Regions from separate parts of the Homo sapiens genome. Here region 1 is linked to region 2. The links are chromatin loops, found by intact Hi-C in ENCODE. Cell type or tissue: PC-3. All regions are shown on one strand. Each heading gives the region's core, and the rest is flanking DNA. Links, peaks and the distances in the headings are about the cores only. Region 1 overlaps DCUN1D5 (defective in cullin neddylation 1 domain containing 5). Region 2 overlaps MMP13 (matrix metallopeptidase 13).

Region 1 (17,077 bases), core at 7,521-15,520, 100 kb after region 2:
TAAGACAGGACCAACATGTAAAGAAAGTGGAAGGGCAAGTGAAGACTTTCTCGGTGTTCACATTGCTTTGCTGGTTTGAAGGTGACCACTAAGGCTTAATTTTGTAAAAAGCCTGGGGCACAGCATGTTCTAGAACTTTATTTGATCTTGAATTCTCAGCCTAAGATTTCTTTCTTCTCACTGATCTTTGTACATTGTTGAGTAAATTGTACTGGTTTCTTATTCTCAGACAGAATTAGAGATAATAAGATATTTGTCTGCTGTATACTCATGGATGAAAAGGATATAAAGGCCCTGTTTTATAATAATTTTGTTATTATAAATAACAAAATTTATAATATGCATCTAAACATGCTTCAAATCAGAGAGAAAAAAATAATCAATTGCCTAAAAATGAGGAATTTTCCTTTTAGTGGATTTAACAGTTACACATTTCTGTTTTGGAAATCAAGCTTCTTGGTTGTAACTAGAGTAGTTTAGGATGTGATGTTTTGGATAATTTTGCCAACTTCATGTTCTGGTCAGAAATAAGAACATCAGGAGACAATGGCTCATGAGTTACCAAAGATTGTTGGTTTGTATGCAAGCTCACCAAATATGGAAACCAGGTTTGTAAACAAAATCTTGCTTAGCCCTGCTGAGCCATTCTTCCAGAAAAAAATACTAAGTATAGATTTGTTTTATTTTTTCTTCTGTTTTACCTTAATATATAAACCAAATATTTGTTCAGCTCTCACCTCAAAGAATTAACAAAAATTATGAATGCCTATCAAATATAGAACTGGTTTATTCACATTCCTCTCTTACTATATATTCAAAAGGGTAAAAGATAACAAAGAATATAGGATTAATCTGTTTAGTTTCCTATGTTGAGAATGTACATTTAATATACATGAAGCAGTTTAATAGCAATATAAAATGTATTTAATGTTCGTAATAGTAAACATTTACCGTGTACCTAACCATGCACACCCTCCTTGAGGAACATAATCTGGTGGAAGTGGAAGATGTCAGATATAGAGAAATTTATAATAATAGTATAATGTAAGATGAGTTTCATTAGAGCTTAGGACCATGGTACTATCAGGGAGCTATTACAAAATAAGATGGTATGTCTATGTATACTGGAGTTGGGGGAGAGAGACAGACAGAGAGGGTCCTCACACTAAAAAAAAAGCGTCTTGTTAGGCCAAGCAATACCCTATTTAATAACTTGAAAATTACATAATGCAAAATTTACCAAGGAATGCAAAACAGCAATTCTCTTTCCAGCATATTAAGAAAAAAATAATTCTCAACTCCCAAATATCTAAGAATTATCTGGAAGCATTAAAATGCAAATTTTCAGCTTCACACCAAGATATTCTGATGCAGCAGCTCTGAAATGATGCATTGAAGTTTTCAGGTTCCATAACCCAGGTGATTCTGATACAGACATTATGCAGATCTCATTTTGAATAATACCACCAAAAGAATAAAAATTAGATATAACTGGATATAGCTCTTTCAATCACAGAATCCAAAGACTTAAAACTCCTTGAACAAAAACATAAATCCCTTTAAAAAAGAATTAAGAAAATAACTGTATTAAAAATCAAAGTAATTAACCATGATAATTATCACAATTCCTTCTTTCGTTTCATCCAGATGGTACTATCAACTACAAAAGGATGATTTAGGTTTGTCTCTAAGATAAACTTTCTGACAAAAAGAGAATCATTTGGATGGTAGAACAAATTATTAGAGATGAGTAGAGAACTTCTTTTCCTTGATACAACTTAGATGGTAACTCCATGATATCAAAACAACCATTTAAATGAGGTAGGGGGATTCAACTCATCAAGCATTTCCTAGGGAGAATCTATCAGGTGTATAACACTGTGGCAGATACTTGATGGTCTGGGGAGAAAGGATGGGATTTTCGTCCCCATAAGCCTAAGTTCTTGAGGAAACAAAACTAGCACTTAAGAGAAAAATACAAAATCCCATGAAACATGCAACTGATTATATACAGGAAACTATAAATGCGTGGTGTAGATGATAAGCACTGGATTAGTTCAGTGAATATCAGTGTACTCTGGACTGATCTGGGGAAAGAGCAAGGATTGGGGCCTGGAGGATAGAATGTGGATTGTAAGAAAGAAGAGGAAAACAGTATCAGCAAACAAATAGCACACTGTTTTGTCTCCCAGGCTGCTGGACAAGTGGTTGAGCAGGTTAAATTTTTGTTTTGGGGTCACCAAGCCACTACCTCAGATTTTCAATAATAAAAACCAATAAAGAAAGGCAGGAAGAGCAAGGAGAATAAGACAGAGAAAAATAAAGGGGAAAATAAACCCCAATATAGAAAGAATGACTTCTACTGTTAGGCAAGCAAAAGATTTCCTCACAAAATACCCCAGAGTTTATTTAAAGTAGTAATCAGAAGAAAATAGAAAACATTTATGAACATTTATCATATATCAGACACTATCACAAGCCCTTCCATGTATAAATTCCTTTAATCTCCCAACAACACTATGAGATAGGAACTTTCACTGTATCATCAGGATTCCTAACAGCCCATGAAGCCCTCTAAATCAGTGATTAGCTTGATGTGATCTTTCTACAATGTATACATAGATTAAAACATCATATTATACCCTACAAATTATACATAATTATTTATCGATTTAAGAAAATATTTTTAAACTGAAAGAAGATGAATTTCATTTGATCATTTTTAATACCTTCTGTTTTTATGTGTCTAAGAAGTCTGCTTTAGGAAAATATCCTTTATTTTCCATGGACAGTATATATTCAACCAGTTGAAATGTGAATTTTAAGAATTACAATAAGCAAATTCTGTTGAATGTTCAATACAGAGTTTATATAGATTTGCCTTATACACGTATTTTTAAATTATTAGTATTGATGAGAAACAAAGAATGTAAACTTGTACCTCAGTCTAAGAGGATGAGAAGTCATTTAATGTGGAACAGAGAAAGCATGGAGGGCAATATCAGAAGAAAGCCACTTGAGAATTTAATAAGCAAACTTGGAGTAAATTGGTGACCTAAGGTAAAAAGACATCAACTGCAGTCTTGCATTTTTAGTATAGCTCAGTTCTATCAGTAACCAGTCAAGTGGAGTTAAGAATTACAGCTGCTACTGCCTAAATTTTCCAGCAGTTCAGAAAAATCAACAGATTTTTTTTTTCTTGCAACTAGATTTTTAGGGTAACTCTTTTGGATAATGTTTACAGTTTCAGACAACTCTGATTTTCTCCCAAATTTGCTGAGCAAAAACTAATGGCCTAAATGCAAATTCCACTCCTGTTTGGTAATTACAAGTTTCCCTCTAACATAAACAAGAATGCTTTTTGGAAAATTGATTTTCTCACATATACCAAGCAAGTAGTCTCTTCATTGAAAGAACAGGTATCAATCCACGGACTGGTTTTAAATGTTGGTTAAATGGTCAGTAGCTGTTAATCATAGTTGTAGAAATTTTTAAGGTAATATGTTCATTGGACTAGTTTCCAATCATATCTCACAATCAATACTTTTATAATTCTATAAATTCATAACTGATCACATGCATTTCACATATTCATCGCAGTATTGATGTTAACACTATTTGAAATTACTGAATAACGTCATAGATGCAATAAAGTGATTTGCCATGCCTATCTTATTAGAATGTTGTAACAACCCTGGAAATTATCCAGGCAAAACACCTGGTTTCTAATCCAGAGCTCTTTCCACTGCTAATAAACAAGGGTTATGAGAAGGCAAAGAGCACAGTGAACTCTCAGTTATTAACAGGAAAACTTTCTGGTTTTCTGGAAGCCAGTCTTATCCAGTTTGACTTTTGGAAGGCCAAGCAACCCCACAAAATGGATGTACAAATTCCCTTGTTATATTTATCTCATCCACTATAAAAACACGGGACAGACCATCCTCCTAGGAGTGTCTAGAATTTTATATTTAAAATAAGTAGTTACTGATTAAAATATTGATTCTGCTGAGCTCGCATTTACTTTAAGATATTATTGAGATTTTTTTGACCATTTCTATTTTTTAAGTGATTGAGTAATTTTCTAAATTTGCATATTAGGTAATTGAAGGTTGTGTCGTGGCTGGAATCTGGTTCATGACAAATTCCTCTTTCTAGTTGTCATTCTTTCCATTTAGTTACTCTCTGGGACTTCAGGAGAATGCACAATTTTCCAGTAAAGCCACGTGATAAGTATTTGTTTACACTTATGAAGTACTTCCTGTTTTGTTTTTTCCCACTCTTGTCTACATACAGATATAAGAAGTCTGAAAAACTTGCCTGCTTTTCCTTAGTCCCGCTGGCTTTTCTTCATTATTTTCACCAAATAAATGAGGTAGAAAACTCATCTTTTCTTTTCTTTTTTTTTTTTTTTTGAGACTGAGTCTTGCTCTGTTGCCCAGGCTGAGTGCAGTGGCGCGATCTCGGCCCACTGCAAGCTCCGCCTCCAGGGTTCATGCCATTCTCCTGCCTCAGCCTCCCGAGCAGCTGGGACTACAGACGCCTACCACCACGCCCGGCTAATTTTTTGTATTTTTAATAGAGACGGGGTTTCACCGTGTTAGCCAGGATGGTCTCGATTTCCTGACCTTGTGATCCACCCGCCTTGGTCTCCCAAAGTGCTGAGATTACAGGCGTGAGCCACCGCGTCCGGCCGAAAACTCATCTTTTCTTATAGCAACTACACTTAGTATCATTTCCCTTTGCTTTTCTCTATTACTCACACACACAAACCTATGCTCTATATTCCTTTTTCGCTTGTATCTTGTTTCATTCAGTGACCACCACCTGAATCAATAGGCACTGCTCAGGGAGATTAGAAGATTTGGAAGGTATAGAAGCCATGGGCATTTTAGTAATCAGAAGGAAATAACATTCTAGCCTGCTTGGCCGGAACTGCCATCTTCCAGTAATTCACCAAAATAACGAATGCAAAAGGAAAGAGCAGAGGCACCCTATATATGTTCTGTAGGCCTTTTAGAAAACATGGAGTTGTTCCTGTGGCCACAAACACATGAATCTATAAGAAAGGTGATATTGTAGACATCAAGGGAATAGGTTGAAAAAGGAGTGCCCACAAGTGTTACCATGGCAAAACCGGAAGAGTCCCAGTGTTCCTCCGCATGCCGTTGGCATTGTTGTAAACATACAAGTTAAGGGCAAGATTCCTGGCAAGAGAATTAATGTGTGTATTGAGCACATTAAGCATGCTAAGAGCCAGGATAGCTTCCTGAAACGTGTGAAGGAAAATGATGGGAAAAAGAAGGAAGCCAAAGAGAGAAGTACCTGGGTTCAGGTGAAGCGCCAGCCTGCTCCACCCAGAGAAGTGCATTTTGTGAGAACCAACTGGAAGGAGCTTGAGCTGCTGAGACCCCTTCCCTATGGATTCATGGCATAATAGGTGTAGAAAAGTAAAAGGCCTCTGAACTGTAAAAATGTTTCTCTTCTTTGAGTAGAAGTGGGTGTCCTCTCCCCTAAAGAAATATTTAAAGCAAATTTAAATTTTGCCCTTATTCATTGTGTAATGTCTTTACTATTAATATTAAATTTAATGTTTTTCTTGCTGAAAGATGTGGCTTATTGTGCAACAAATTACTCAATTGGTTAGAAAACGGCCAGATATTACTTATAAAATATTTTTACTGGTTTGAAAACTGTCCCTCTAAATCATCATGTAAGAAATAAAATAATTTTGAAAAAAAATTCTAAGTAATTCTGGGCAAAGTATATAATTTATGCAATTGCATATAAATCTATGCCAGCAACTGCATCAAACCACAACTTTTATTTTTAAAGTTTATATTACTCTAAAAAAATACAGAAGGTTTCCAAATGATCAGTTTTCTTCAAGTCTTACAGATAATTATTTTAAGAAAAGGCTTTTCATGAGTTTTAGCAGGATCTTTAAATAAAGTTACCACATTATAAGCACAAAAAAGTTTTTTTCTTTGTCTTTACATATAAAGACAAAAAGGGAAGCATGTTTTACATAGACAGCCATAAAAGACAAAAAAGCAAGAATGCCTCAGAGACCTAAGAGTAGAGCCAGAAGGCAAAAGCCCAGAATAAACTGTAGAACAGGGGTCCCCAATCCCAACCCTTGGCGGTTGATGGGTACCTGTCCATGGCCTGTTAGGAAATGGGCGACACAGGAGGTGAGCGGCGGGGACATTACCGCATGAGCTCTGCCTCCTGTCAGACCAGCAGCAGCATTAGATTCTCATAGGAGCGCAAATCCTATTGTGAACTGAGCATGCGAGAGATCCAGGCTATGGCTCCTTATGAGAATCTAATGTCTGATGACCTGATGTGGGACAATTTCATCCTGAAACCATCCACTCCCAACCCCCATGAAAAAACTGTCTTCCACAAAACTGGTCCCTGGTGCCAAAAAGTCTGGAGACCCACTGCTTTAGAAAGTGGAAGATGCTGAGGGCTTCTTTAGTTGTGTTCAGGGTAAGAGAATGGAGAAGACGTGAACACTGCTGGGGAGTATCACACTGAATAAAGAGAAACAGAACTACTCAGGTCCTAGTTTAATTTGTCTTCTTTGTTACTGTGGATGTCAGTCTGAAATTAAAGATAGCTTCCAGCATGTGTAAGATCCCCTACACTCTGCACTACACGTGTAATCACATCTGTAGTTTTATGTTTGGTTCTAGGTTTAATATTTTAACAGGACTCAAAGGATACTTAAGTATCTTGAAGCAAATAGCATTTGTTCATGAATTCATTTTTTTCAATAAACACTTCTTAAGCATCAACTATATGCCAGGCTCCATATTATATGCTAGAAAGTAGACTCTCAGTCATTTAACTCATGCATGCCTGTCAGGTTCCCAGCATTATAAACAAGCCAGTTAAGTTCCTTGCTATCGCAGAGCACACAGATACATTAAAAACTTAAAATACAGTATAAAAATCACTGTAGTAAAAGGTGTGTAAAAGCAAAGTAAAGCATTTATGAAGCACAGAGGACAGAATAACTCATTTGGCTGGAAGACGAAAGGGTCCAAACTGGGCCTTGATGAATGAGTGACTCAGTATGGAGGAAGGGATGAAGCACACTGCAGGTGGAGGGTTGCATCTGCAGTCACTGAGGTGCAAAAGGACAGAGAGGCTGCATCAGGAATAAGGAGCAATTTGATCATATGAGAAGCAGTCAGAGAAACCAGAATTTTTTAACCTGGAAAATACAAGACTTATGGCTGGTGTACTATTGTTATTCTCAAATATCTGAAAGTCTGTCAAGTGATAAAGAGAAATTCCATTCTGTAGGGCAAAATCAGAATCAATCCATGGAAGTGACAGAGGGGTATATCAGGGGTTGATGTCAGAAAAAAACTTGCAATGAGAGTTGTTTCAATGGAATGAGGTGTCTTTTATGGAAATAACATCAAACTACAGGAAATACTGAAGCAGAGCTCGAATATGTCAGAGGATTAAAGAGGCAACTTCTACGTTGGGTTGAGTGCTGACCTGTAAAGTCCAATTCTTTAGGTTATTCAAAAGCTAAGATCAGGTCATAGTATTCTAAGAGAACACACTAGATAGAATTTAAGAGAATCTGGGAGAGGGAAGAGACCTTGGAGATTATTGAATCCAATACTTTCACTTTGCAGATGAGAAATTGAAGCCCTGGAAAGATAAATGGCTAGTTTAAGGTCATCTAGCAAATCAGTGGCTCCATCTGAACTGGAATCCTCTCTTCAGCTTCCTGTGTGTTGATCATTGCACAATATCACACTGCTACTATGAAATGAATTCCAATATCTCAACCTAGAATTCTCAGTGAATGTACAGATATTATAACCAAAACACAATCTATAATCTTAAAGGAAAAATGGGGAACAAGATGCTCAACTGCTACAGAACTGGAGATGGGCATACATTTTTCCTGATTTTTCAAAAATACAGAATTTTATAGTGATTTTTATCTCAATACAGGAGAATATAAACCAGATTAATAAATAATGATAAACAGAAAGAAGAGGTGATCACAAGGAACCAGCACGGAAGAATAATTGCAAAGTAACCTTTATTTTTTAACGTGGTAAGGAAATTTGTTCATTCCATCCATTTCTTTATTCTATCAACAGAGATGTTTAAGTGCCTGTGATTGGTCCCACACTCACCTATGGACATATCAGGAAGATAAAAGACTAAGTCTCTGGCTTCAAGGAGTTCAGAATAATACGATGCAATATGCCCGATGACACTATAGGAGGTAAGAGAGGATGTTTGGGAGTGGGTGTGGGTAAGGAAATCATTCCCAGAAGAGGTGATATCTATGCTAGGATTAGGAATTTTGGAGGCTGAGTAAGAGCCAGGTGAGGACTTTCAAGGTGGAGAAAGTAGAATATAAAGGAATAGCTCATTTGAGAAATTGAAGGCAGTGTAGTGCTGTGCTGTGCTGTGCTGTGACTATAATGTATTTGTATTTCAGCAGTTGACAAAAATCTAAATGATACATAACTTTTGTGCATAATATACAAGGTACATGGATTACTGACTGGCTAAATGGGCCCTCCACATTGGAAAGAGGACCACATTGATGTAAATGGGAGGAAAGGTTTTAAGTGGCTTTGTCCAGTTTTATGTGGTTAAAAATAAAGCAAAAGTATGATTTGAGGGAGAAATAATGTAACGACTAATATAGAAAATTCACAGGTATGAAGCTTTAGTTAACAACATATTCTATGAGACAAAGTGAAGCAAATTAGGATTATTAAAGATATTGTAGAACAGATAAAAGCATCAAGGACAAGATTTCTTCTGACTTTAAGAATCTGTATTTGTGCAGATGATAGTTTTACAAAATGAGAGGCCCAAGTGACTAGAAAGAGCGCACAACTAGAAATATTTCTGAATTCAAGTCTAGGATGTGCCATTTATTATACATCCAATCTTAGGCAACCTCCTTGGGATCCATTTTCCCTGTCTCCAAAGAGAGAAGGTTAGCCTAGATACTCTTTATTAAATTTCCAGTTTTAAAAATAACTCCACAATACAATTAGCCTTTAAGAATTCAACACTTATTTCATATCCCAAGTTCCTAGACTATTGTAGGTCCTCAGCAAGTATTTCCTGAATGAATGAATCAATTACTTCTGTATAGGCCTCCACTGTATCCTATGAGTTACAAAGGACAACGGGAAAAACAGGGAAAATGGTCTGCCACACTGGGGCCGGGTAAAAATTCATATTTTAAGGTTGGTCCCTCTTCTTTCATTGGAGGATATATATAATCAGCAAAAGAGAAAGTATGCCTTCTTTATAGAACCTTTATTGACTTTTTGTATTAAAACAGTAATACATACTCATCATATTATATAGAGTGACGTAAACTAAAAACCCCTGGTAATTCTATTACCAGTAAGTTGACATTTTTCATATTTTGGTACACAGCCTTTCAGGCTTTTCTCTCTCTCTCTCTCTCTCTCTCTCTCTCTATATATATATATATATATATACATATTTTTTTTTTTTTTTTTTTTTTTTTGAGACGGAGTTTTGCTCTTGTTGCCCAGGCTGGAGTGCAATGGCATGATCTCGGCTCACCGCAACCTCCGCCTCCCAGGTTCAAGCGATTCTCCTGCCTCAGCCTCCCGAGTAGCTGGGATTACAGGCATGTGGCACCACGCCCGGCTAATTTTGTATTTTTAGCAGAGGCAGGGTTTCACCATGTTGGTCAAGCTGGTCTCAAACTCCCGACCTCAGGTGATCCGCCCACTTTGGCCTCCTAAAGTGCTGGGATTTACAGGCGTGAGCCACTGTGCCAGACCTATACATACACATTTTTAAAACAAGTATCCTATTGTGCCTATCTATATGCTGCTTTAAAGCCAGTCTTTTACTCCCTTTGAAAATACAGTGTGGATTTTTCAAGATGGCATAGTACTCTATTGCATAAATATGCTGTAATTTATTCAACAAATTTTCTATGCTTAAACATTTAGGTTATTTCATTTTTTCTATCAAATATGTTATGATAAAAATCTTTTGAAAGTTTTAAAATTTATTCTTTAAGATGATAGGCATAGAATTGTTGGGTGAGAAAATATGAAACTTACTAAGGCTTTTGGATGTATCTCCCTAAATGACTTCCAGAAAAGGCTATGCCAATGTATATTCCCTCCAGCAAAGTATAACAATTCCTGTCTCCTTGTGTCATCAAACATGGGCATTATCAATTTTTAAAATCTGTGCCAATTTGGAAGGCAAAAATACCATAGTTGTTTTAATATGCATTTCTTGTCTTGGCTTACATTTGTTTAATTCCTTTAATAGTAGGTCAACATTATAAACAGGGTTGTACTAGAATGTGTGCCATACAGTGAATTAGAAAAATACACAAAAGATTACTGGACATCTTATACAAGTGAAATCATTTATTTATCTATTCATTTTCATTTATTCCATTTATTGAGTGCTTTTCTATACTGTGGATAGTTCTGAGTACTGGTGAAATAAAAGCAAAAACACACAGTCCCTGCTCTCAAGGAGCTCACAGTTAAGAAAACAGATATGTAAGTATGCTACTGTAATATGGTGTTATCAGCACTCTAATAAAAGTATATACAAGGTTAGTAGTGTCTCCATGATGGGTAAGGAAAGGGTGTTTCTTTAAAAATAATCAGACCCAGAATAAGGGGGGAAACCCTCCATGTCTACAGGATGCAGTAGAGATCTTGGGCATTCCAGAGACAAAGAAAGGTGCTGCAACTTCTGGACATAAAGAAGTTCCAATAAATCCAATCTTACATCATAAAGACTAAGCTTACCATCACCAATTCATACATTGGAAGTTCAAGAACCAGATTTCCCTTATTCAGTTGGTGGTCTGTCATCTTTTTTCCAATTATTTTGTAACATTGGACTAGTCAACATACCATCTTATGACCAAATTTAAAACAAATTACTGGTTAAGGAAAAAAATGACTCATTAGTAAGTAAAGTGACAAGCAGAACAAATGAACCATCCATCCTTCAGGAAACTTTTTTAAAAAAAGATTTTCTGCATGGTTTATCTTGTGGTTTGCTTCTTCTGACAAGGCAGCAACCTTAGAAATGATATCAGCATGAAAAGTTCATGACTTATTCACCTGTGACATAACTTTGGAGTCTCATGGGAGTTCCAAAGTTTTTCTCCTGATCATGAGATTTGGTGGCTTCACATATTTACTTCCCCCCCCCCCCCGCCACCCCTGTGTTAACAGGTTTACTGGCAGATGCAGGAGGTGACATTCCAGTGGCTCCATTATTTTCATTAGTCAATATCATTTATTCTTTGTCATTAAACAAATATTTGGAACCCACTACATTCAAAGCATAGCATTAGGTTTTACTTAGCATTTTACAAACACTTTTAAGTACAATATCAATATGCACATCAATCTTACCTCTACCTCACAGAAGAGGAAAAAGGGAGCTCAAGTTATCTTCTCAAGGTCACATAGTCACTAAGAAGCAAAGGACTCTGAACACAGATCTCTGAACTCCAAACCCAGGGCTCTTTCCAGCCTTCCTTACTAGTCTCCCTGTCCTCAGATTTTCCTGCTGCCTAATTAATGTTCTTAAAACACCAAAGTAGCCCCAGCCTTCATCGCGTCTCATCTGCTCTGAAAATCCACTTTGACTATTTCAGTCCACAGAACTCACTCTCCTCTGAACTCCTATAGCTTATTGTCATATTATTCAACTGGCACTAACTCAGAAAATGCTTAGTGAGATCTGTCTTTAATTATGAAATAATTTTAGTGTCTATTTAGAAGACACTGTGCCCGGTTATGTGAGACTGCTCCAGTACTACTTAAACGTAAGTTTTATTCAGTTCTGCAAATGCTTTTGACAACCTACCATGAGTCAGGCACCATGCTGAGAGCTGAAGACATGGTTTCTGCCCTCAAGAATCTCAGTCTAATGGGAATGTGGATATGTAAACGTTTTACAGACATATGTGTACAATTGGTCATTCATTCATTAATTCAGTAAGCAAACTCAATTTGCAGGCCATGAGAGATAAGTAAAATACGGTCCATTTCTTTTAAGTAACTTGCAGTCTAGGATCAAAGAGAGACGTGAATTTTTTCATTCATTAAATACCTATTATGTGGTGGAAACAAGTGAGGAACACCTATGAATAACATGGTCTCTGTTCACAGAGCTGTTTCCTTTTTAAGGATCATAATCTTCAAAGGTAGAAACTAACAACTACACTGTTTTATCCTGTGTAATAAGAGGGCATAGCAAAGCCTGGGCCTATGGATATTTATTGGATATTGATTCATTCCTTCATTCTTGTATCTACTCCAAGTCTCTCTTGGTAGTTCTTACATATCATCCTTTTTTAGACCAGCTCTAGATAATGAATCTAAGATAGAATTATCATAAACCTTATAGTTCTAGTGTAAGTATTTCCAAAGATACTTGGAATATTTTTCATGTTATTCCAAACACCAACCACTTCTTGGCTTTTTATAGAGAGAATAAAATAGAAATTCCTAAATAGAAATTCAGTTTTCTCACTCTATTACTTTGTTCACATGTTTGATGTCAAGGTGCAAATGTGCAAGTAGTGGTTTTTAAAACCTGCTATTCAGAGAGCAAGGAGTTCCTTTGAGGTTTTTCAGAAATAATACTAGCAGCGAGGAAGACAGGGAGCTTCCCACTTAACCAGAGTATTTTAGCTTTCTGTTTTAAATACTGTGCTTCTAGGTAAAACTTATTTTGCAATAGGGTCCTGCTACTTAATTAAAAAAAAACTGATTTAAGAGACTCAATGTAATAAGACATCATAGAATTTTGGCTTTTTATTTTTTAATATTTCTCTTTTTTAAAAATAGAGTCCTTCCTATGAAGTCAAACCAATCCACTTTTAAAGACAGCCATAGTAGCTATGTTACTGAGCATTTATTACTTGGTGCCAACTACACTGTAAATTGATCATTTAGTCATATTTAGCATCCATTTAATGAACCATTTCACTATACTGCCTACAAAGAAAGCAAGTAATACAAATCAGTGTGCATCATTGACATTACAGATTAATTTCCTAAGAGATTTGCATTTCTAAATATGTCTATGTAGACAGAAGAAATAAGACCTGGTGTTCGATATATCAGTAGGATGACTGATCTATTAACACTAAACTATTGTACATTTCAAAATAGCTAAAGAGAATTCGAATGTTCCTAGTGTAAAGAAAACATAAATATTTAAGGTGATGGATATCCCAATTATCTTCATTTAATTATATGAATATATCATACTATCACATGTACCCCCCAAATAAATACATTATGTATCAATGAATTTTAATTATATGAATATATCATACTATCACATGTACCCCCAAATAAATACATCATGTATCAATGAATTTTAATTATATGAATATATCATATTATCACATGTACCCCCCAAATAAATACATCTATTATGTATCAATGAAAAAAATGTATCTGAGTGGTTCAATTTTTCCATTTGACTCTACTATATATAACACTTATTGAACACAAGTCCATCCTATGAGGTTCAATTGATGTTTTTCCAGATAGCAAAGAGTAACTAATATTTACTGCCTGTATTTCATTTCATCCTCAAAATAATGCTATTAGATAAGGACTATTATTATCCTCATGTTACAGACAAGGAAATGAAAGAACTAGCACACAGAAATAGGTACCCTAAAAGGACTAGGGGTGCAAGAGGACCATGTATGGGAAAACTTTCCAGGTGAAAAGCAGGAAAAAGAACCTCATTCCAGAAGGTTCCATTTCATGTCAAACTTCTCAAACTGACGTAAGCCAGATAGAGAGAACCTCCCAATTTCCACATCTATGTCTCCTGTTTACTCCAATGACTAAAAAAGGCTTGACCTCCCACTCTCTATGGCTGCCAATAACTGCTCTTGAGGAATGGGGTTAAAGTCTGCTTGAAGAAGTAGTGGGAGCAAAGATAGAAGGTTAGAATTGTCTCCATAATCTTTAGACGTGTTAATAGGAAAAGCATCTCTCTAAGGGTAAAAATGTGAAAATAAGTTTTTTCAAAGGCCCCAATTCCCTGACCGTTTTCTTATTTTTCTCTCTCTCATTATTCACATGTTCAAACACTGTAAACTGAATTGTGTGATGGGCACTTGGAGGCACCAAAAATAAGTGAGTCAGGATTTCTATTATTGAAGGGAAAAAGACATTTAAATAGATACAGCACAAGATATTAAGTGCTGTAAGATGCTACAACAAAGCTTATTTAGGCAGGGACTATATTTTATTCATCTTTGTAGCCACGCTCATATAATAATACCCAGCACATAGTTAATTATTTCCTGAAAAAATGTTTTCATGTCCAGGATTTCTTCTGACTGGCTTTAATATTCATATATGTGGTGGAAGACCCTCTATATCAAATCTGAGTATAATTAAGCTACACTTGAGTTTCCTTGGAAACTCCTTGGAATATAAATATACATTTATATTCAAATGTATATTAGCGTCAACTGCCAGTCCTAGATGTACTAAAATCAATTAGCCTTATTTTATGCTTTCCTAGCACTAGAAAAAAACATAGTAGATGGCAAACCTGTCACATAAGAAACAACTGCATTCATTAATTGAGATTGAATGTAGGTGCAGGTTGAATATCTCTTATCCAAAATGCTTGGGACCGGAAGTGTTTTAGATTTCTTTTTTTTGATCTTTGAATATTTGCATATTCATAATAAGATACCTTGGGGATGGGACCCAAGTCTAAACATGAAATTCATTTATGTTTCATATACACTTTTTACACATAGCCTGCAGCTAATTTTATTTTTCTCTTGGGAACAGAGTAAACTGTTGTACACCTGCATTTTGACTGTGACCCATCATATGAGGTCAGGTGTGGAATTTTCCACTTGTGGCATCATGTCAACACTCAAAAAGTTTTGGATTTTGAAGCATTTTGAATTTCAGATTTTCAAGTTAAGGATGTTCAACCTGCGCTGTTTGGCTATATTAATTCATGTAGAACTCTTCACAATCTAGAAGCAAGCCTGCCCTCTAGTGCTAAAACTGTCAAATTGAATTGGAATAGCAATTTCCAACAATGAGAAAAAGAAACTAGCACTCCAGATGTTGTTATTCTTAATATAAAAAACTGTATTACTTCAAAACAAAAACTTTATTCCAAGAATAAAGTGACACTCCCTCCTCAATTTAATTTGCCATTTGTTTACATATTTGGCAACTATTATCAATCTTGCTTTTTAAATCTTAGTGCTTCTACAACACTATAGAAAGTAATGGTTTGTATATGTGTGGTAGAAAATGTTAACATTTTATTTCTATTTGAAAAATCACAAAAGTTGGCCTTGAATTTCATCGATCATATGTCTTCAATTAAGTTCTATCCTCTGGCTACACTTACTCTCTAAGTGGTTTCATCCATGTCCTGACTTAAAATAAGATTACACACTGATGACTTCCAAATATATTTATCTCCAGCCCAGACCTCTACTTTTCCAGGTTCAAATATCCAACTGCCCACTCTACATTTTCCTTTGGACGTCTGACAGACAAGTCTACCATAACATATCCAAAAGTAAACTCTCAATCTACCCGCTTAAGCCTGCTCCTCTGAGTCTTCGCCATCTTATTAATGCCCACTTCATTCTTCAAGCCAAAAACCTTGATCATTCTTTTTTTCATACCTCACATCCATTCTATCAGCATATCCTTTTGGTGCTACCACCAAAATACATTCAGAATCTGACCACTTATTATTTCCATTACTCTTAATCTCAAATTGTACCATTTGTCACCTGGATTTACCATATTATCTTCCTACTACTACCTGCTTCCATCCTTGCTTTGATCTGAATCCTAATTGCTTGCTAGCTCACTCAGTAAAGTCCTACTCTTGAGAAAGGGCTATAATGCCCTACGTAATTACCTACAATCAGGCAGGATTATTACTCCCAATCTCTCTCAGTTCATTTTCTAATTCTCCCTAAAATGCTATTATTGTTCACTACAGTCACACTGATCTCTTTACTGTTTCTTTACACTCTGTACCAGCTCAGGGCCTTAGCATGTAATATTCCTTCTGCCTGGAATGCTCTCCTCCCAGATATCCACACTGCACAACCATTCACCTCCTCAGGCCTCTGCTCAATGTCACATATCAGTGTACATGCTACTTAATAGTAATCCTATCCTCACACACTCTCTGGGCCCCTTCCTCAACTTACTTTCCCCATATAACCTTGTCACCAAATGATAAACTATTTTACTAACCAATTAAAATAAAAATCCCATAAAGGTTCGAAATTACTGTCTTGCTTCGTGCCCTGCAATATATTCAGGCCTAGAATACTTCTTGGCATATAGTAGATGCTTGAGATTTGTTAAATTAATGATTTAGTCTAAGGAGAATATTAATAATTTTGTTTGATTATAAAAATGGCAGGATAACACAGGAAATCCTAGCTATTTCTTTTTATAAAAGACAGTAAATTTGTCAGAAAAAAATAAACTATCATAACTAACCACTTCTTGTTCAAGTAACAAGACGCATTCATTTAACACCTACTAAGTGCTGTGGATAGGGCCTATTTGAACTTCGTAACAATACTGGTAGGTATCATTATCGCCATTTTACAGAAGAAACTGAAAATGACATAGGTTAAGTGGCTTGTTTAAAAGTGACATTAACAGGAATGTCACAAAAAGAAAATCAAACTCAGGTTTCTCAGATAATACTTCTATAAACTCTCTCTCAATAGGCATAGTTTCAGGGAATAATGTAAATTTCAAATAGGTAAGATTTCTACATTTGTAGATAAAAGTAACTGTGTATGAACTTGCTCTAAGCCATTTTATTTGCATGACAGAATAGTAAAGTATATAAACTAACTTCACTTAAGTCAATACTCACAAGTTAATTCTGCTAAGTTTGATAAGTTAGTTTAAGTCTCAAATGACAAGTTGCTCAAATAAAGTTAGTTTTTCCTCTTTCATGGTTCAAAGGCAATTGTTAGCAACAGCAAATTTTTTTT
Region 2 (16,695 bases), core at 8,642-16,641:
ACTTCCATTACGATGACTGCAAAATATTGCCCATTATTTCACTTCCTTGAGATTCTGCTTCCTTAACCTGTATCTTATCTTGCTGTTATTCAAACCATAAAACAATTTAGATGTTTCCTATGAAATTAGGAATGCAAGTATTTAGGAGATATCTTATTTATTAAGGGATAAAGCCTTATAAATGGGTTCAGAAAAGGATGTGGCTGGAGGCACAGTTGATGCTGTGTCCCAGCCCTCTGCTCAGCTCACAATACTCAGAACTAGAGTTGGCCAAAAACTGAGCCAGCACTAGTGTACACATTGTACCCCATGTGCTCAGAAACACAACTCAGACTTCTTTTTCCTTGCGTTGTTTTGGAAGCAAATCCACAAGGCCCTGAGCACTCACTGAGCCGAGGCACGAGCTGGCCAAAGGATACAACCCAGAAAGGCAGATGCTCTTAACTCCAGAATACAACACTCCTTTTTAGATAGAATTGGAAGGGCCTCATGAATGGTTTTGCTTGTGACCTGTACAGGCTTTTAGTGCCCAGTCTAATAAAGGAAAGAGAAGATTGTCCAGAAAAGGAAGGCTATTGGTATATGTAACCATTTTAAAACAAGTAAACAAAAAATAAATAAACCTTTTTAGTTGCTAATTTTACATATTTTTGGCGCAAGAGATGGGACACAGATAAGCACAAAAGATGGAACACAGATAAGGATGCTTGTGCAATGTCCTTTAATCCTGCATAAATTATGAAAAAAGAGTGTCACTATCTTCACTTATAAAAAACTGTAAGGCATAACAGGTGGATTTGGATAGTAAGTCCAGTTTCATTGCAATCAAAATTTAAGAGACAGAATTCTCTCAATATCGTGTACGTACAATTGTTCCTTGCCCAGTTGATGTGTGATGACGTTATTGAATGAGTAATTCTAGAGTGGGTTACAATGAATTTTGCATATACTTGTATGTGTTTCTCCATGTGTGTACAACTCAGATAGCATTTATGCAATAGAATTTTACCTATTCGGGCTCATGTATGAAAGAGAAATTTTCCTTCTCACAGAACCTAATTTTAGGGTATAGTTTTGTTACAGGAAAGGGGTCCCGATCCAGACCCCAAGAGAGGGTCCTTGGATCTCACGCAAGAAAGAATTCAGGGTGAGTCTGCAGTGCAAAGTAAAAGCAAGTTTATTAAGAAAGTAAAGGAATAAAAGAATGGCTACTCCATAGAGCAGTCCCAAGGGCTTCTGGTTGCCCATTTATATGGTTATTTCTTGCTGATATGCTAAACAAGGGGTGGATTATTCATGCCTCCCCTTTTTAGACCACATAGGGTAACTTCCTGATGTTGCCATGGCATTTGTAAACTGTCACGGCGCTGGTGGGAGTGTAGCAGTGAGGATGACCAGAGGTCACTCTCATCGCCATTTTGGTTTTGGTGGGTTTTAGCCAGCTCCTTTACTGCAATCTGTTTTATCAGCAAGGTCTTTATGACCTGTATTTTGTGCCGACCTCCTATCTCATCCTGTGACGTAGAAGACCTTAACGGTCTGGGAATGCAGCCCAGTAGATTTCAGCGTTGTTTTACCCAGCTCCTATTTAAGATGGAGTTGCTCTGGTTCACACACCTCTGGCAGTTTTGGCAATTCAGGTCAATTAAGACATCATGATAAACTCTTACAAAAATGGCCATGCTGTTGCTATAAACTCAGCACATTTTTTATTTTCCAGAGATCATTATTAGCTGCAGTTCAATCTGAGTGTCTTGTAAGCAGTGAGGTAGAACAAAATCAAGGAGTCTTAAATCAGCATTTCGCATACTTCAATATACCAGGCAGATAAAAGTCCAAAAAATTAGAAAAACTAAACCATGTGAGAAAGAAACTTCGGAAACTGTAAAGCCTTTCTTCCTCTAAACTCGCCATTGTCCTCAGGTAATAAGCAATTGTTCACTTTTTTGGTTGGTAATCTCAACCTCCCGGATTCAAGCGATTCTCCTGCCTCAGCCTCCCAAGTAGCTGGGATTACAGGTGCCCGCCACCACGCCTGGCTAATTTTTGTATTTTTAGTAGAGACGGGGTTTCACCATGTTGGTCAGGCTGGTCTCCAACTCCTGACCTCAGGTGATCCACCTGTCTCAGCCTCCAGAAGTGCTGGGATTACACGCGTGAGCCACCGTGCCCGGCCCACTTTTTTATTTAGAAAACAAAATTTATCATGCCTGGTAGTTTGGGTTTTCCTCCCTCTTGGTGCCAGAACAGTGCTGGTTTGTTTTCTCTTTGGAGTGCTGATTCTATTGGTTGTGTAGATTGTGCATTTTGTAGTTCACGTTGGAGTCTGTCACCCAGGGGCCTGAGATGACTCACAAGCCCTAGCTCTAAGGGGTGCATGCTTCAGGTCTTGGTGGCTTCATCAAGCCACCAAGTCAGGATGACACAGAATTCCGACTCACCTCTGAGAGATCAGTGAGGGGAACTCATATACAAAAACTAAGAAACCTGGAGCAAGCTGTTCTTGAATTCCATAGCTATTAAATCTTACTTGAAAGTCAGTAATGTAAAGTCAGGAGTTAAACAATCAGCGATGTGGCTAAGTTCCTCAACCTTATGTTAAAGAACAAAGCACTGGTTTTGTGACTTAATTGAATTCTCTGACCAGTTCAACCTTTTTAAAAAGGGTGTTGCTGGTGCCACCTAGTGGAAGTATTGTAAATCTCACAGCGTCGTGATGAATCCGTAAATCAAGGTATTTTCTGTGACCAGGGCTTAATCCACTCCTGTTGGCTCCGAGAAAACTGTGCGTGCAGAGAGCTGCACTTTTTTTTCTAAACGGGAAGTGAGTTAAACTTGGTAGCTTTTATGGTGGCTATCTTTCTGTTATATATGTTTTCGTGTTTTTATTCTGACATGAGGATATGGAAATCCAGGACAATATTTTTGCTTTAATACAAAAGTTCTCCCAGGATAATTCCAAGAGCAAAATTTGTTACACCAATATAAGATCTTGTCAGTTTCTCCTATTCCAAATACAAGTATGCTATTGGTTCACTTTGAGGAGTTTTTCAAACCTTTTACCCTTATTATCTGATGAAGAGGCCATTACTAGCTACAATTCAATTTTAAGGCAGTGCATTTGCCTAGTACATTAGCTCTAGGTAAATGCACTCTCACTTTAATTTGTGAATATAATATTACTTCTCATAAAACATTCATTTGGTCTTCTCAACCCCATTCGTGAATATCTATACAAACTGGCTATCTGTATTTTACCTGTAACCTATTTCATAGAAGATTCTATTAGGACCATCTGCTCAGTTCATAATCAGCTCTCTTTAATGCTACCCCTATCACCAGTGGTAAACTCCAAATAGACATTTGCTATAATTTGAATTCGATGCTTTGGTTACTGTGGAAGGACACTCATCAAGGTAACACCAATTGGATTTGGAATTTTGAATTGAGACTGGAGTAAAGGTGGAAGTCAGGAAACAATCTTGACTATATATATTTTCTATATACCTTTATGTATATCTTTATATCTATATATCTTTATGTATATCTGTCTGTCTGTCTGTCTATCCATGAGAGAGAAGTATCATGAAAGAAAATGGTTAAACATAGGGAAAATGTTTCTGAAATCAAGTGAAACATCTTTTCTATTTTTGTTTGTTTATTTTTTGAGACGGGGTCTCACTCTATCACCCAGGATGGAGTGCAGTGGTGTAAGCATAGCTAACTGCAGCCTCAACCTCCTGGGCTCAGGTGATCCTCTTGCCTCAGCCTACTGAGTAGCTGGGACCTGGCTTCTTCTCCTTCTCCTTCTTCTTCGACTAGGTCTTGCTCTGTCACCCAGGCTGGAGTGCAGTGGTGTGATCACATTTCACTGCAGCCTTGACCTCTCCCTGCCTCGTGTAGTCCTCCCACCTTAGCCTCCCTAGTAGCTGAGACTACAGGCACATACCACCACCCCCAGCTAATTTGTTTTTTTTTTGTTTTGTTTTGTTTTGTTTTTGTAGAGACTGTGTTTCACCATGGTGCCCAGGCTGATCTTGAAATCCTGGGCCCAAACAATTGGTCTCCCAAAGTGCTGGGAGTGCAAACATGAGCCACTGAACCTGGCCTAAACATCTTTTCTTAAAAAGAAAAAAAAAGAAGGGTCCAGTGCAGTGGCCCACACCTGTAATCCCAGGACTTTGGGAAGCTGAGGCAGGCAGATCACCTGAGATCAGGAATTCAAGACTACCTGGCCAATATGGTGAAACCCCATCTCTATTAAAAATACAAAAACTAGCCGGGCATGGTGGCGCTCACCTGTAATCCCAGCTACTTGGGAGGCTGAGGCAGGAGAATTGCCTGAACTCGGGAAGTGGAGGTTGCAGTGAGCTGGAATCACACCACTGCATTCAAGCCTGGGCAACTGAGAGAGACTCTGTCTCCAAAAATAAAAATATTGGCAATGAACCCTCTTTGGGTGAGGAAAGATTGAAATTATACCTAAAGACAATGTACCATATAGCAATTGTCTGTTGAAAATATATTTTTATTATAAACAACATAAACACTTCCTAATACACTTTGCAAATATGCATTTCATTTTCTTTGCCTGAGTTTTTATCAACAGTGTCTCTGAGCACAATAGTTCTTCCCTTGATGGCCGATCATATATTCAATAAGTGCCAAGCACCCTCCCCAAGTATCAATAGGCACTGTGGGAAGTGCTGGGGGATTTTTTTAAATGCAGAGAAAAAAAGGCATCCTTCCATATCTCAAGGGATCACAATCTAGTAGACTGCTTTAAAAAAAAATTTGGATGTCTCTTTTTTAATATACATACTTCCACTTTATAAGATATATTTTATTTCATGCTATACAAGTCTTTAGAAAATAGCCTATATATCCAAGACAAACTGGACAATTAAATAATTAGCTAGGTAAAATAGGGTTAAAATGCAACTTTTAGTCTTAAATAATCAAATAATTTATGAAAAAGGGATGCCATGGCCTTAGACTATTTTGATAACAATTTTAACTTTGTAATGTGTGACTTCTGAAGAACCTGAAATATTTTAATAAAAAGACATCATCCTTCTTTATCCTTTATAATATGCAAAGGAATATTTGTCTTATATGAGAGCAGACTTTGAGTCATTGCCAAAAGTGAAAATTAAACAGAATTCAAAGGCCACATCTACTATTCTTACCACTGCTCTTTTGTCTCCTGTCTTTAATGACTTTGATATTTCGTTAGTGTCTGTGTGAAGAAGGGCACATACATCTGAATATCCTCAGTGCAAAATGAAAATTATTTATTTGGAAGTTACAGTCTATTATTACAGACATTTTCCTTTGGTTTATTTCTTTTATGTATGGCTCTCCCAAATTTCCATTTTCATACTATTTTATACTTTTTAGTAAGAATGATTTATTCATTATATGCATGTATTTACTTTATGCCCTTGTAAAATTTCCTTATAAATATATTTTTAAATTATGCTCTCATTGACAGACCATGTGTCCCATTTGTGGTGTGGGAAGTATCATCAACCATTGCTTTTGTACAGCAACAAGAATCAGATGCTCTTTAGAGATCCTCCATTTCATTACTCTAACATTCTTCAATGTGGTTCCAGCCACGCATAGTCATATAGATACTACATATTCAAAGATAACTTACTGAAGCTTGTTCACAGAACCAAGCTTTCTCCTGATAGCTCTTCTTCCCCTACCCCGCACTTCTGGAAGTATTACCCCAAATGCTCTTCAGGATTTAAATAACAATTTTTAAAAAGACACTTAACACCACAAAATGGAATTTGCTGGCATGACGCGAACAATACGGTTACTCCAGATGCTGTATTCAAACTGTATGGGTCCGTTGAAAAAATAGATATAACCTATAAGAAAAAGCATAAAGACAATTTCAGAGTTTGAAAATAATAAGGTTTTAATCCAGTTAATATTAATGGTTCAATCTCTTAGATCCCATTTGTAGGAATTTCAAACTTTTTCTTTTTAAACTCTATTAGTTCTTTAATAGTTGTTCCTTTTTAAATTTTTTATTTTTTTATTTTTATTTTTTAGTTGTTCTTTTAAGGTGTGAATCCTCCTACACAGTTTTGCTACTTGGATTATCGATTTTTGTGTGCGTATATGAGACAGAGTCTCACTCTGTCATCCAGGCTAGAGTGCAGTGGCAGTGATCTTGGCTCACTGCAACCTCTGACTCCTAAGTTCAAGTGATTCTCCTGCCTCAGCCTCCTGACTAGCTGGGATTACAGGTGCATGCCACCACTCCCAGCTTTTTTTTTTTTTTTTTTTTTGGATTTTTAGTAGAGATGGGGTTTCGCCATGTTGGTCAGGCTGGTCTTGAACTCCTGACCTCAAGTGATCCGCCCACCTCAGCTTCCCAAAGTGCTCAGATTGCAGGCATGAGCCACCGCACCCAGCCTATTTGTTATAAGTTATCAATAATATCTCTTTTCATAGTTAAAGGAGGTCGGTGAGGTCAGGCCTGTAATCTGAGCACTTTGGGAGGCCGAGGCGGGTGAATCGCTTGAGGCCAGGAGTTCAAGACCAGCCTAGCCAACATGGCGAAACTCCATCTCTACTAAAAATGCAAAAATCAGCCAGGCATGGTGGCAGGCACCTGTAATCCCAGCTACTCCAGAGGCTGAGGCAGGAGAATCTCTTGAACCCAGGAGGCGGAGGTTGCAGCGAGCTCAGATTGCGACAATGAACTCCAGCCTGGGTGACAGAGTGAGACTCTGTCAAAAAAAAAAAAAAAGGTTGAGAACATAATTAAAGTAAAAAGTCACTATATAGTTAAGGTAGTTATGAGTCTTTATATATAAATTACTTCCCACTCCACAGCCAGTTTGAATTCTGGCAATATCCTTGCATTTTGGCATCTTTAAGCATAGATTAAGGTAATGTTGAAGGTTTAGCATCTCGTATTTATAGAATTAGCAATCATTAAGTAAAATTCTTATTTATTCTAACCATGTTTTTTTTGGTTTGCTGTCTTTGTAGGTAGTCACACAGGAACAATTAATTCCTTAACTGCCATACATTTATTAACACATCTAGGTCCTATATAAAAATGCTTTGTACAGAAAAGAGTTTTGAGGGGCTACAGAAGCTCCTCTTTAAAGTCAGTGCAATGTAACTACTTACCATTTTTCTCATAGACAGCATCTACTTTATCACCAATTCCTGGGAAGTCTTCTTCTATTAGTCTCGGATAGTCTTTATCCATAATATGGTTAGTATCATCATATCTATTTAAAGAAAAAAAACTCCTAAGTCAGTTATATTTCTTAGAAAGTACCTTAGAAATAATACAATAGATACAATGGCATCTTTCAAAATTGACAAGAATTTTAAAATTTTCAGTCCATTTAAAGCATCTGGTAGCTTTTTAAAATTAGGAATGAGAATACTGAGTGTACAGTGGATGCTTGACGAGTATTTGTTGACTTGCCCAAAGGCCATCTTTTTAAAGAGAGTTACAAGCTCATTTCCATTTCACAAATGATATATCTGTTATAAAAGTATGTCATTAGGAACATGTTCTTAAGCATGAAATAAATGCATGTTTGTGCATAGAACAATTAGCTGTTGATCTCTCACTATGTGTAAGACAACTTGCACTTACTTGCACTTACTTAGTGTACAGTAATGGCTACAAAAATATTTAAGGTTTAATTTCTGTACTAAAAAGTTGTAGGGGCATATGGTAATACTAAAGGTAGGAAGGGAAGCATAGCTTTCCCCCTCCATAACTGCATATTTCAAGCTCCTTCTCCCCTGCCCACAGCCACACCCTAACCAGGCAAACATATCCTAAAATTAACCTAGGAAAACAGGCTCCCATAAGGTGCCACTACTGTTACTGATGAGAGCTTTTTGAATATCTTGGAGGTATGTTCCAACAAGTAAAAGATAAGAACCACTAAACTACCAATAAAGCTAAGGCATGTGTATACACATAACTGCAACGCCAGGCAATAGAAGTCAAGCATGAGAGAGTAATCATGAAATGTCATGGGAGTACAGGAAGCCGGGCAATAACCCCTGAATGGGGAAATCAAAAGAGGCTTTGTAGATGAAAAGATATTTCGAATGAACTTTAAACAATGGATAGAATTTCAAGAGGGAGAGATGCAGGGAAGGATCTTCTGGCAAAAAAAAATTGCCTAAGAGAAGCTTAAGGGGATATAAAAAACAGCATATCTGAGATGCAGTAAGCAATTAATCCTGACTGAACAATATACTTCTTATGGAGGTAGGGAATGAAATGCGGTACCTGGTAGAAGCTGGCAGTGATTTCTAGAATGTTGTAAATGTCATTGTCAGAAATAAGTCAAAAGGCAAAGATGATATATACAGGTATGTGCGTGTGTGCGGGTATGCATGTGTGTGTGTGAGACTGTGTGTATGTAGAGATGGAGGAAAGTTTCCACTTTAAACATTTAGAATGTAGGGTACTGATGAGATATTCCCATTCCCAAATATAGACTTGAATCTGGACTCTTAAATGTTGTTGATGTCAATGCTGCCTAAATCTTTACATGTGTTTTAAACATTCCAGCTTCACTCGCCCTTCAGAAAGTTTCACTTTATAAACTATGGGCCTGTCAGCTTCCTGGTCAACCTCTCCAGTGGATCAGCTAACTCTGCAGATAGGAGGGCCTTCTCTAAACCAATCTTTTCCTGTACTCATGCTGGTATCCTCTTTGGCCACGGAAGATGGAGCTACATGTAAATTAGGAGAAAGTGACAAGAAAGAGAATACAGGAGAAAGATTAGAAAGAGAAGGTGCCAATTGGGTGTGGTGGCTCACGACTGTAATTCCACCATTTTGGGAGGCTGAGGCAGGTGGATTGCTGGAAGCCAGGAGCCTGACCAGTGTGGCAAAACCCCGTCTCTACTAAAAATACAAAAATTAGTTGGGTGTAGTGGCACATGCCTGTAATCCCAGCTTCTTGGGAGACTGAGACACAAGACATGAGAATTGCTTCAATACAGGAGGCAGAGGTTACAGTGAGCCAAGATCATGCCACTACACTCAAGCCTGGATAACAGAGCAAGACTCAGTCTCAAAAAAAAAGAAAGAAAGAGGGGGTGCCAAAGATGGTTGAGAGGCACAACAAATGGCTAAGAAAAGAATGTTTGAGAAGAGGAATGTTTGAGTATTGTGTGTGTGTGTGTGTGTGTGTGTGTGTGTGTGTGTGTTCAAGAGAGCTTGAGACTTTTAAATACATGTCTGAGGGTCTGCCTGAAAGAGCTGACATGGAATGAAAATGAATGACTAGTATGACATTTACAATAGTGTGTAGGAATAATGTATAGTAGTGACAGATGTTTGAGGCACTTTGCGGCTATGACACAGATGGGTCAGTACCTACTGCTGCCATACCTCCAGACCTGGTTTCCTGAGAACAGGAGAGTCTTGCCTGTATCCTCAAAGTGAACAGCTGCACTTATCTTCTTAACTTCTTTTGGAAGACCCAGTTCAGATATTTTTTTGGGATAACCTTCCAGAATGTCATAACCATTAAGAGCCCAAAATTTTCTACCTGGAATGAGTGAAATAACAGTTCTATTATCCAAGGGAATCTATTAGGACTTACATATATAGACATGTGCTTAAAGACAGGCCCACTTTTACATTGAGAAATATTAATAAAATATTTAGTATTTACAGTCATCATGTTTATGAAACATAAAAATATAAGCATTCTTGAAACAAAAAAATAAAATTTAGGATCTTAACTTCCCAATTATGAATATAGCTAATCAAATATCACAGTTAACTTGGCAATTTATTAGCTCTGAATATTAAGTTTAAAGCTAGGTGGAAAAAATACATTAAAATTTGTACATGAACAAACAACACAGTAGGAAGAGTAAATTAGACTGAAAACTCAAACGTTACACCAGTTTGAAAGTTATTTTATTCTCTAAAAAGTAGCTTTATTATAACATTAATATTATAAATAGTTGAACAATACAAACAGTGTCAGCAGGAAGTTATGTAATCATTTTAAATTATGGTCATAAAGATAAAGTAGCAATTTGGAAATTGGTCATAATTTTATGTCAAGGAAAGCAGTAGAATATAAAAATGTATCTATACTATGAAAATAAATATGTAAAAATTTGTATTACATAATGAAAATGAGCAAATGAAATAAACTGAGTTTTCAGAAGGAAGAATGATTCATAATATTTTTTCCACTTTTTCAGAATATATTGGTATAATGTTTTCTCAATAAACAATTTTTAAGCAGAACTAAGAGAAAAAACTGACATGATTCATATGAAAGAAAGAGTGGATATGACAAGACTAATAATGTAGACCTTTTATATGTTCAATTTGGAGATTCATGGTAGAATGGTTTCAGGTACTTTCTGGCTTCCATTTTTTTAATACTTGGTCTTTAATTTAGGTATATTTTCAGTAGTGATCATTTTACTGAATCTCTAGTGGCATCAAATTCAGCACTGCCTCCCCTGGTCTTGTGTGAGGACTCCTCTGTGGAAAGCTTACCTCTGAAGATGAAGATGAGGTCATGAGAAGGGTGCTCATATGCAGCATCAATACGGTTGGGAAGTTCTGGCCAAAATGATTTCGTTAAAAACAGCTCCGCATCAACCTGCTGAGGATGCAGGCGCCAGAAGAATCTAACACAAAAGTAAAATGGAGTTTTCTGTCACATTTTTAAATGCAATATTTCTATCCTGCTAGTCACCTCTCTCCACATCAACACAGACAAGTTAGATACAACCAATACCTCCCACCTGTGAAGGGAAAAAAAATTCCATTACCCTTTAAGCGCCAGTGACAAGTTGTGCTATCCTAACTAGCGTAAGGTATTCAACTTTGAAATCTCACAGAGCCTGTGTGAGGTCTCTGAGTTCTTTGCAGGTTGAAACAGTCTTGCTCAATTTTGGGTATCTTGCCAGGGGCAAGCAAATGTGCCAGGCATTGTGTTGGCCTCCAGAGAGAAGATATGAGTTATATGAACTATGTCTTCCATGGTCTCATGGCCTGGGAAAACATACATGAGAAACACCCCCCGCCCCACGAGTACAATGTAATTAGAGTTATAACAGAGGGGATAAACATGCTATTGGATCACAGATGAGGGATCAATGAATGAATGAATAAACAAGCATACTGGAACAGTGTAGAAATTAAAATTTTATATTGCATTTCTGGGTTCATTTCATTTCATCCCTCAAATTCCAACATGTATCTAGAATCAAAGTCTTTCCATACCAAAACGAATCCGTGTGGGCCTAACGAGTAACCATTTATTAATACAGCAGTTACTTTCAATGCTTGTCTGTTTTTAAAACAAATGGGATTTCTAGATTTTCTTGGTTATATTTATAAGAAAGACTGTAACTAGAGATGTAAAAGGAAGCTACACAATGTCAAGGTTATACGTTGAAAAGTAAAACATTTATCCATCAGTCATTTATTTGATCTGAAATATGTAAATAAACTGCCTGCCCATTTTTACTGCTAACTTCGCCTTTGGAAGTCTGACAGGATGTTTTGGCAATATGCAGAAGCAGCTTCACAGATGTTTGTCGCATACAGACTTTATGAAAGAATCTCAAGAGTACCTGTCTTTAAAGATCATTGTTTCTCCTCGGAGACTGGTAATGGCATCAAGGGATAAGGAAGGGTCACATTTGTCTGGCGTTTTTGGATGTTTAGGGTTGGGGTCTTCATCTCCTGGACCTGTAGTCGTGAAAGGCAAGAGAGAAGTTATGAGTGTGACATTACTGATAACCTGAGTCACAGTACAACAGGCTGATCTGCTGATGGACAGTGGGAGAGGGTTTCTCCAGGAAAAGCTGTAGGTCCTGGGGCTCCTACATCATGGTGCAAGTACCGTGTAATCTTACTTCCTTCCTCCCCTCCACTTCCATCCTTCAAGACCTCTCGAGATTCTTTAGAAGTATAAACTTAGGTTTCTTGAGGTTGATGATAAAAAGGAGGGAAAAAAGCAACAGAATTTGAGAAATTTTCCCTACACCTTGCACAATCTATTGACAGATTGCTCTTGAAAACTAGATTCCCCTTAAAGCCATTTTTGATGGCGTATTTTTCCTGCAAAAGCCCTCATCTTGCCTCCTCCTCTTGACTATTTTACCAGCTGTCAACATCAGCTAATGTTGCTTCACCAGTTTGCCATGGTGCAGCTGTATCTCAGCTGTGACAAACCAGGCCTTCAGCACTTATGTGACTTGCGACATGTTGGTAAATTTCCAACCGTCTCCCATGAGTGCAGACAGGATGGGGGTGCAGTATATAATAATAATAATCCTACACTGTTTTTCTTTCTGTCTAGTTTTTATTAGTTCTTTCATCAGTCCCTGAGTCATAACAATGTAGAAATAATAATTGCAAAATAAATTTGCAAATTCCCTTTGCCATCTTCAAGTTCATGCCCATGGCTATGCTAGCTACTGTGATAGATTGAAATCTAGAGGGTAAAAGAATGGGTTGGATGCTATGAGCAAGTTTTCTGAGCTATGTGCTCTAGAAGTGTTTACACTGATGACTGTGTACTGTGGCTTTAACTCTATAACAGGTCATCTATAAATAAATACTTGGGTTGAAGTTTAATAATTTTGTAAATATTATTGAAAACTTGGGGGGGGAAGTGAAAAGGAAGAATTTTTTTTTTACAATGGTTACTGTAGATGTTGATTAAAAACTACCACAGGCCACTTGAGAGGTTTCTACTGTGCCAGATTGGACTGGTTGAAAGAGTACTTGGAATTTCTAAAAGCCTTAGGATCTCACTTTCACCACCAACCTTGTTACTATAGGTATGCTACTTAAACTCTACAGGGCTTTGTTTCTTCATTGGTTAAATGGGGAACAAAATATTTTTCTTTCTTATTGCAGAGGTGTTTGGAGGATATCAAATGCACATTGCAATGTATAAAGTACAAATACGAGGAGTTATAGTCTGCAAAAATTTGGAGAATGAAATCTTTTCTATTTGAGTGGGTAGTTAGATTTGGAAAGAAAAAATGGGTATGTTTTCCTAGGTTTTAACAACAAAACCAAGAAAGCAGCATTGGCAGTGGTGAATTCAATTAGTAGAGTCATGTGTTGCTTAACAACAGGGATACATTCTGAAAAATGTGTTGTTAGGAGATTTTGTCATTGGGTGAATATTGTAGCGTGTACTTACACAAACCTAGATATATAACCTACTACAGATATAGGCTATATGGAACAGCCCATGTCTCCTAGGCTAGAAACCTGTCCAGCATATTACTGTTCTGAGTACTGCAGGCACATGTAACACAATGGTGAGTATTAAGTGTATCTAAATATAAGAAAGGTACATTAAAAATACTGTATTACAGTATTATGAAACCTTTGTCATGCATGCGCTTCACTGTACCAAAACATTATTATGCAGCATGACTGCAATTTAGAAAATAAATGCATGGGTTTCTTCTGCTTTTATAACTGATCATATTCTATTTCTATAACCGAGTTACCATAGAGAGACTGGATCCCTTGTACATCGTCATCAGGAAGCATAAAGTGGCTTTTGCCGGTGTAGGTGTAGATAGGAAACATGAGTGCTCCAGGGTCCTTGGAGTGGTCAAGACCTAAGGAGTGGCCGAACTCATGCGCAGCAACAAGAAACAAGTTGTAGCCTGTAAGAAAACAAAGAAACAATGAGAAAAAAAGGAATTCCAGTGACCAGGTAATGAAAGGAATATCATTTTATCTATCTGGTATGTTTCTTTCTTGGCTATATACTTTCTTTTCTCTTTCTTCAGTCTCCTACTTTTTAAAATCAATATTCAGTTGCTTGAAGGAAGATTCAAAGTATTGATTTAATCCTTATAAATAATTTAGTGTTCTTTTGATTATAGCTGCCTACACAATTAGAATGTCAACAGATTACTCTCATGTAATTAGTAATTAATAAGGATTTACTGTGAATACATTAGAACTCCTGATTTGCGCTTAGTATTCTCAGGTCAGGTGAGGGAAGTGGACAGAGATTACCTTAAACGAGGAGTGGGGAAATCACATAGGGTGGTACCTAGCTAGGGTGCTGCCCAGAACATCCTCCAATCAGGAGGCAGCATCCAAAGGGATGGTACCAAGGATGGAGGATGCACTAAATAGGTTCTCTGTGTTTACTCTTGGGAGCAAATTCCAACCAAATGATTTTTTCCAGAATGTCTCTAGACTCTGGGTTCTGGAGAAACAGAAACTCTAGACATGATTAGCCATCTTTTCTCTACTCTAGAAGACTACTATGTCACTGTATTTACATTGTTCCCTCTAAGCATTCTGTCTGCCAATTTTGAGCCTCCTAATGCAGGTATTTCAAACTGGAAAAAAGAAAATAAAAAACTAAAAGAAAAATAAGAAGTGCAAGGCAATAGGATTGTTGTTACCTGTGCTTAGATTACCTGAAAACTAGAGCCAGTGGATTCCATTTGACCTTAAATACCCTCTGCTATTGTAGCCTGTGCATGAAGAAAATGAACCATCCTAGCAAACCTTGCAGACCATGAGAGCAATTAGAGGTCACATAATCTGAGTGTTAACTAATTCTTCACTGAATGACTAGTAATGGATACCCCTCTTGGCCTTCCACTGAAAAATGAATCCAGACTTGTTTGTGGATGTTTTTATTCACTTCAATTAAATATTTCAAACCCAGAATTTATAAAGGAACCTAAATTTGAGGCTTACTGTGATTCTACCTTAACAATGCTGGATATTATTTCTTCTTCCTGAAACCATTCTTACCTGTGAAATACCCAGAACATAAATATGTAAATTTTCACTTTTCCCTCCATAGACAGATTGGAGGTATTAGATTTGAGACACTGATCATGTAAGGCCCAGTTTTATTCTTTGGAGAAATAATCTTTTTTATTTAAATGAAAAATAAAACTCAGCTGTCTATGAAGACAACATCTACTTGTCATAACTAAGTCCTAGTTAGAACAATCTATGGCTTTTCTTCCTAAGTTAACATTCCCAATTATTTTGAGACTTGAAGATTTAACTACTAACTGATCTCATTCAACATTCAGTTTCATTTTGCTCTTGTAAATACAACCATCATCTTGTCTGTTTCATGCTGTTTGGAGTAAGAGTCTGTCTAGGTTTTTAAGAATAGTGTTTACAATATATAGACAAGACTGAATCAAGCAACTCATATAATGGGAAACAGAAATTTGATTGAACATATTTCTACCAAGCAAAAAACTATTTCAATTCACATCTAATTCATGTATGACCCATAGATCCAGCCCTGGTAGTTTTTAGTTAGATATTTCTAATAAACTGTACTTCCTCAACATGCCAAAAGGTAATTTGCAGTAATAACATGTTGGCTGACAGACATAAACATTTTGGTCCTACTTCAAAGTTCATTAGTATCCCTCAAGCCACAGTGACAGATTAAGTAGATTTTGTTCATTTTTTAATGTTGATATCAATTTGTAGAAATGTCACTTGTAGAGACACTAATACATCTAAGATAAACTTTATTTAAGAAAATATAGTCAAATACCAAATATATTTAACTTTTATGTGTTTTAACTTCATACTAGTGTGTTCACTGTCTAATCTAATAACACATAAATGATATCTTTATAAGAAACATTACCTTTGGAACTACTTGTCCAGGTTTCATCATCATCAAAATGGGCATCTCCTCCATAATTTGGCCCAGGAGGAAAAGCATGAGCCAGCAGGCCAGAGGGCCCATCAAATGGGTAGAAGTCGCCATGCTCTACACACAAAAGCAAGGGTTAGGAGTCTTATCACATCCAGGAGTACTTAGCACAGGTGTTTGGTAAATTAGTGTTGAATTCTTTAAAAAGTAATGAATGACTGAAATAAATAATTTTAAAATGGAACCAAGAATTAGAATATAAAAATGTTTGTAAAATAAATGTGCATCATTACCCTTAATTCCAAAAGAGATCATGATGTCAGCAATGCCATCGTGAAGTCTGGTAAAATTCAGAGGAGTTACATCGGACCAAACTTTGAAGGCTTTTTTGAATGCCTTTTCGACTTCAGAATGAGTCATATCAGGGGTGTAATTCACAATTCTATTTAACAGAGAAAGTTTCAATGAACTTTTTGGAAAGTGACAGCTATTTTAGAATACATTTTCTTGGTATATTGCTTTTCAATTCAAAATGCAATAATTTCTTTGAAAGTTCTACTAGAGGTTTATTGTTTCAAATAATGTATTAATTATGATGCCATACAAGAATAAAAAGTCAAAAATTCAGCCACATTTGAGTATCTCCAAATATCTGACCATGTGGCATCTTAAATTTAAAATATTCCAATGTTTAATATAATTTATTTTGCATGCTAAAAGTTTAGATTACATTGATAAAGCTCAAATAAATGAAATAGCTCTGTAAAGTTTCTAGAAAGAGTGGAACTCTTCATCTTGAGCACTGTTGTAATAAATACACCTAATGTACTATGTTTGCAAATTTTCTTTAACCTACTTTTATTTCTCTTTTGATTTCATCTCTAAAAGAAATACTTTGAGATGCCCACTAAAAAATAATGCTGAGTTAATGTAACAATAATAGATGTTATGAGGTATTCTCGGCAACCATATTAAAGCTATTCTGGAATTTAACTGCCAATTAAATAATAAGGCC

The links. A loop is a pair of places that touch in the nucleus more often than their neighbours do. Peaks named below come from ENCODE experiments on the same cell type or tissue, not always from the same donor. Only the 100,000 strongest peaks of a DNase experiment are listed, where the experiment ranks them.
Region 1: it touches region 2 in a loop (3-fold over the local background); 8 of 110 quality-filtered maps call a loop at or near these places.

The regions. Positions count from the first base shown.
Region 1 is chr11:103,040,279-103,057,355 of GRCh38, forward strand. DCUN1D5 (defective in cullin neddylation 1 domain containing 5) reads right to left here. Exons shown (of 8, transcript NM_032299.4): 8 at 10,408-17,077. It also overlaps the pseudogene RPL21P96. Among named protein-coding and RNA genes, the nearest start is that of DCUN1D5, 43 kb to the right of the region's middle. In PC-3, for the core only: CTCF peaks have their summits at 15,078 (motif pointing left) and 15,277; a DNase peak (open chromatin) is centred at 15,083; H3K27ac peaks cover 388 bases.
Region 2 is chr11:102,938,485-102,955,179 of GRCh38, forward strand. MMP13 (matrix metallopeptidase 13) reads right to left here. Exons shown (of 10, transcript NM_002427.4): 3 at 15,974-16,122; 4 at 15,672-15,797; 5 at 13,528-13,689; 6 at 11,626-11,743; 7 at 10,541-10,674; 8 at 9,407-9,566; 9 at 7,162-7,265; 10 at 4,511-5,882. The coding sequence ends at 5,782. Among named protein-coding and RNA genes, the nearest start is that of MMP13, 8.9 kb to the right of the region's middle. RefSeq lists an enhancer at 16,681-16,695. In PC-3, for the core only: no CTCF peak of the experiment used is centred there; a DNase peak (open chromatin) is centred at 12,397; H3K27ac peaks cover 660 bases.